Linked DNA regions of Homo sapiens: region 1 is linked to region 2. A link is a loop called in an ENCODE intact Hi-C map of the cell type or tissue named here. Cell type or tissue: CD14-positive monocyte. All regions are shown on one strand. Each heading gives the region's core, and the rest is flanking DNA. Links, peaks and the distances in the headings are about the cores only. Region 1 has its middle 24 kb from the start of GPRIN3. Region 2 overlaps GPRIN3 (GPRIN family member 3).

Region 1 (2,919 bases), core at 301-2,800, 47 kb after region 2:
AAATAATAATTTTTTGCACAGAAGTCGTTACTAGTCCCCAGGATCCTCAGTGTGTGCTTACAACACACAACAGCAGGGATATGAGTCTTATTGTGACATATTAATTTTTAGGACATTTTCCTTTTTTAAAAAAGGTCTTATCAATGCCCAGAGAGGATTGGCTGATATGAAGAAACAAATTGGTAGATATGGTAGATATGAACAAGAGACTATTTTTTAAAACTTTTATAAAATCATGGTTATTTATGGGCATAAAATGAATCTTCCATTTTACCCAGACCTCAGTTAGGGGTTGTATTAGTTTACTAGGCTTCCCTAACAAAGTACCACAGACTGGGTAGTGAAACAACAGAAATGTGTTTCCTTACACTTCTACAGGCTAGAAATCTGAGATCAAGGTGACAGTAGGATTGGTTTCTTTCCAGGTCTTCCTCCTTGGTCTGTCCTCTCCTTGTGCCTTCACCTGGTCTTCCCTCTGTGCCTGTCTGCATCCCTAATCTCCTCTTCTTATAAAGACATCAGTCTTGTTAGACTAAGGCCCACCCATATGACCTTGTTTTAAACTATTTGCCTCTTTTAAAAACTTATCTCGAAATATAGTCACATTTTGAGATCCTGGGGGTTAGGACTTTACCATATGAATTTTGCAGGGACACAATCTAGCCCAGAGCAGTGATCAACCAAATTTACTGTCTTACATTATCTTTTGGTGGAGTAATTTGTTCCTGCTGCAACTGTCTCTCTTCCTCGCAAACCCAGAGAGAAGGGTTGACATAGGGGTTAGCTTCCTTGCAGACACCAGGTGTTATTTCCAGACCTTGCCATCATCAGCCAGTGCCATAGTGAAACCAAGATAAGATCAATTAATTCTGGGTCCATGTCTTTGTCAAAGTTACACAGAACCTTGGGGATTTAGAAGTTATCACAGAAAGTTATTTAAAGCTATCCAAGCTGTTATCTGTTCCTTTTTTAAGTGTTCATATTAACTCACAATTCTGTTAAAACGGGGGTTATATTCTTTGGCTTTTCCTGTTTCAGTCATTTAATTTTCATATGTAGTGGGGTGGTTACTTAAAATTATTGCTTAGAAATGCAGAAATATAGTTTTATTTTCTGTACCTGAACTCACCTTACCCATAAGACCTCTGATTCTGGTCAAGAATGAGGAAAAACTTTAAGTTGCCCGTTCAAGTTTTCTCAGTCATTTTCGGTTTAAATCTTCCTCTTTTCCAGGGTGAGTCAGTGTTTCTGCTTCCTTCCCTTCCCCAGGATGAGATCTAGACCCTGAATGGAGAGGCGAGGGGGAAGGCTCCTAGTCCTCCCTCTGTTGTCTTGTCCTTTCTATTCCCTGAGATGTCTCATGCCCAGGGTTGAATTTGCTATGTAGTTAATGAAGCTCAAACTTCAGAGCTTCTCCTTTGCAGGCCTTCCTCTGAGCTCTTAGAAAGGGCCTTAATGATGGATTCCTATGGTCATAGTTTTTGTCACGTTAATGAAAGTAAAACACTTCAACAGCAATTGATTGAGACACTGTTGCCTGCCACTTGACTTCCCCTCCACTAAAGCTGTCTGCCATATAAAGTGGCTTTGGAGTGGCCGTAAGAATATTGGTCATCTAAGGGGAAGGTGACAAACCTCAGTTTGTATTTAGTGTGATGTATTTATATGGTTTGGAGTCACTTCCACAAATGGTTAAGTTATATGCTGGACAACCTTTGGTAGTAATGGCTTCCAAAAATATTCTTGTCACTTGCTGTACCCACTTACAATGTGCAGGGCTGGAGTGCTATCATGATATACTGCCTAGAATGCCTGGCACCAGAAGTGTGTTGGGAGTGGAGGAGAAAAAGGCTTGGGAAAAGCCTATAGAAGTTTCCTCCAGTCATCAGAGGGGTGAAATAGTAAACAGAGGATTCAATTCTCACTGACAACTGGACATACAGAAGTTTCCTCAGGCCAGGAATATACTGAATAATGTAGCATATATACTTGTAAATGTCATGCATACATATATTTTTTCTGATGGAAATTATGCAAAATAGAACTTAGAATTTCTGTGTTTGTAGGACACAGGTACATCTGTGCATGAAGTCATGGGTTTTATGCTTTCCAATTATCAATAATAAAAAGTCAATCAAGCATACTTGAGGAAAATGTGAATTATCTACCTTTTTATCCTCTCTATAGAAAATATTACAAAACAATTATCCTATGAAGAGGTGATCAAAGAGTATGCAGTCCAAAATGTAGGAAAAATGTCTTACTAAGGTATAAACAAATAATTAATAAAAATGTTATCTAGATTTTGTGAGACTTGTAGTATTTGTAAGCTTTCTTATATTTTTTTCTCTATTAAAAAAAAATTCACTTTTGGCCAGGCACAGTGGCTCAGGCCTGTAATCTCAGCACTCTGGGAGGCTGAGGTGGGAGAAGTGCTTGAGGCCAGGAGTTCGAGGCCAGTCTGGCCAACATGGTGAAACCCTGTCTCTACCAAAAATACAAAAACTAGCCGGATATGGTGGCACATGCCTGTAATCTCAGTTACTCGGGTGGCTGAGGCAGGAGAATTGCTTGATCCTGGGATGCAAAGGTTGCAGTGAGCCGAGATGGTGCCACTGCACTCCAGCTTGGGCAACAGAGACTCCATCTCAAAATAAATAAATAAATATTCACTTTCATTCTTAGAATGATATTGATCATTTTGTATACTTTTTTCTTAAAGTGGCCTCCTAAAATTCTATATGCTTCAGGCCCTGTGGATCTTACCTGGCCTTCTCTATGCCTCTTGATCAGTGAACATTGAGTGCTGACACAAGGGGCCCTGGACCCCAGCCTGAGGCAGCTTATTCTGCATTCTCAGTGTCCAGACCCCAGAAATGTCCTGGCCAGTGTTCCCTGAGCAGGAGCATTTCAGAACAC
Region 2 (2,919 bases), core at 132-2,631:
ACTCATTCCAACTTTTGCAATCAGGGAAAGCTTCCGGGGAACCAGTGGAGATCTGCTGCAAAACAGGGAAGGAAAAAAATACCAGGAACATAGTAAGTAATCACACAGATCATGGTACACACAAGGTGGGTGGAATCTGCCAGTCCTCACCTTCAGGAAGTTCATATCTAGTGGGGGAGGCAGAAACATAAAGGGAGACTGGACTACGGTATAATGGTGAGCCCTTTGGTAGAGCTCGGCATAGGGTGTTATGAGTGCACAATGCTGGCATATCTAAGAGAAGGCCCACCCAAGGCCTCTGAGTGTAAGCAACAGCAATGCTGCCTTGAAAACTAAGCAGGACTTCACCAGTGGGGAGGAAAGGGCATTTCAGGTGCATATGGACAAGCATGAATAGATATACAGGCAGCCTACTGGGGAAGTGGTTGAGGGTGGGGTGGGGCTGGAACAATATTTAGTTGGCATGGCTGCAGCTCCGGATGCAAGATATAGGGCTAAAGGGTGTGACAAAGTAAAACTGCGGGGGGCTTTGTAAGTGAAACTGTGAGAAGTAGGGCACTGGCAGCAGGAACTGAGGGAAGGATGGACCTAGAAATACTGAAGAGGTCAAATCAGCTGTGCCCTCTGATTGAATGCGAAGGATGAAAGAATGGAAGGATCCAAGGTTTTAAGACAAGGCAGAAAAGCAACTGTGTTGAGGTAAACGCTATGACAGATGGTATCACAGGGTACCCACCACAAGCTGGTGAGGTAAGGGCCTCAGCAGGATTCTGGAAAGGTGTGCTGGGCAGAATGCCCTGAAGGATGGGGAGTCAGCCAGGTGAAGGAATGGGTGGGTGGAAGAGGCCACTAAAGCAAATGAACGGCATGAACAGAGACAGGAGGCTGAAGACCACATGCTGGAGGACTGCCAGCCATTCAGAATTACTGTCCCTTACCTTCTGGAAACATTTCACTGTGTGAGAGGCACAGTGGTTAACAATGCCTCTAGGATCAGATTATTCAGGTTCACATCTGGTTGGCCACTTACAAGCTGTGTGGCCTCAGGCAAATTAGTTGACTCCCCAGTGCCTAAGGTTTGTAACACTTGCCACCCAGGAATGAAAATAACACCTTCCTCTAGGATTGTTGTGCATTCTTAGAAGAGAGTTTTGCACACAGGTTAGCTAGTAGTAACAGCAATAATATTAGTGATTATGGTAGTAGAATTACTTGGGCTTTCTTACTAACAGGAACTCACCACCAGGTCTACCTTCCAAGTCCACTGCTCCTTCCCTAGCTCCCTTTTCTCACCCTGAAATCGCCTTTGCAAAAATTATATCAGTGAGAATATTATGGCAGTGGGGGAGATCTGATCTAGCCAACCCAACTCCCCATTCCTTGCCTTTAGCTTTCAAGCTGCCTTAATTATTCTTGGACTTAGGCCTAGGCCTAGCTAACTTTGGAAGACATTTAGATTATAGTTTAAATGAGAATGAGACCATCAGGCTAGGGGAAGGAGAGGAGCCTGAATTCTGCTAATAGGCTGGTCACAAGATATGCAACTTCCCCAATTACTACTGCAATAACATCACCAATGTAGACTGGCCTTTTGAGATATCTTTTCAGGCCTTTTGCATGTCTGACACTGCTGGCTCCACTTGGTCCTGCCAAACTGCTCCTGTGGCCCCACAGAGGAGTGACTCAGCTCAAGGGGACAGACAGCTTTGACTCCCTATGATTTCATCTCCACCCCAACCAATCAGCAGCAAGCACCTAGCCACTCTCACCCCTTCCCCCAAACTGCCTTTGAAAAATCCCTACCCTACACAGGGCGGGGTCGGTTGGGGGGTCAGGGGGCGGGGGAGGGACAACATTAGGAGAAATACCTAATGTAAATGATGGGTGCAGCAAACCAACATGGCACATGTATACCTAGGTAACAAACCTGCATGTTGTGCACATGTACCCTAGAACTTAAAGTATAATAATTAAAAAAAAAGAAAAATCCCTAAACATATGAGCCTTTATGAGATTGATTTGAGTAATAACTTTGTCTACCATGTGGCATGGCCAGCCTCGCATCAATTAAACTTTTTCTTTACTGCAATGCCATGGTCTTTATTTGTGCAGTGGGCAGGAAGAACCCCCAGGTGGTTACAACCCCATCTACTCCACAATCATAGAATAACCAAAAGATCATGCTTTATAACATGACATTTTAATTCTGAAAATGTGTTGGACACCTCAGGCTGCATCACAAATATCTCAACTTCCTGTTCTGTCACCCAATTCACTTCTTTTTACTTTTCCCAAATTTTACTATCTCCTTTCTCCATAATTACTCCTCAAATATTCTTCTGTAAACAAACTGAAACTGACAGAGATGGGGAAAAGGCATGCAAAGTAAATCAGTGTATCCAAGAAGAACTGGCTTATGAACTGGTGTTTGGGAGGGAATTACTATGGATAAGTAGCTTGTTAGAATGCTCATTCTTTTGCCTAAATCTCTAACTCTGCTACTCCAACTGCTTAATTTATCCTCAGGGGAAAGAGAAGCCGTATACTAGTTCTTCATTTGGATTAATCATTTTCTAGCTTGACTTCCTCAGTTGCAAAGACTGTCAGCTCTCTCACTTTTTCTTTTGCAGAACATATCCTTTTCTTTAACTTTTAGACATTTTCCTTCTTGCAGAGGTTGCTCAATTACATGTGTACGTGTATGTGTGTGTGTATATATATATATATATATATATGTAAACTAAGATGACATTAATTTGTTAATAAAAATTAAGAAAAATAATGCTTGAGGAGTTGTGATATTCTCTGACTGTTTTAACAATGGTAGTGAAAGGAGGCAAAAGTTAGGAGGAGCACCAACTTGCAAAACATGAGAAAGTTTCAACTAAACTCTGGTTTTTGCTGATGGTCTTATTAAAG

The links. Peaks named below come from ENCODE experiments on the same cell type or tissue, not always from the same donor. Only the 100,000 strongest peaks of a DNase experiment are listed, where the experiment ranks them.
Region 1: it touches region 2 in a loop (1.8-fold over the local background); 6 of 110 quality-filtered maps call a loop at or near these places.

The regions. Positions count from the first base shown.
Region 1 is chr4:89,330,567-89,333,485 of GRCh38, forward strand. No RefSeq gene overlaps it. Among named protein-coding and RNA genes, the nearest start is that of GPRIN3, 24 kb to the left of the region's middle. In CD14-positive monocyte, for the core only: no CTCF peak of the experiment used is centred there; DNase peaks (open chromatin) are centred at 1,265 and 1,565; H3K4me3 peaks cover 1,691 bases; H3K27ac peaks cover 1,860 bases.
Region 2 is chr4:89,283,380-89,286,298 of GRCh38, forward strand. The region is part of intron 1 of GPRIN3 (GPRIN family member 3); the gene reads right to left. Among named protein-coding and RNA genes, the nearest start is that of GPRIN3, 23 kb to the right of the region's middle. In CD14-positive monocyte, for the core only: no CTCF peak of the experiment used is centred there; a DNase peak (open chromatin) is centred at 1,632; H3K4me3 peaks cover 816 bases; H3K27ac peaks cover 2,275 bases.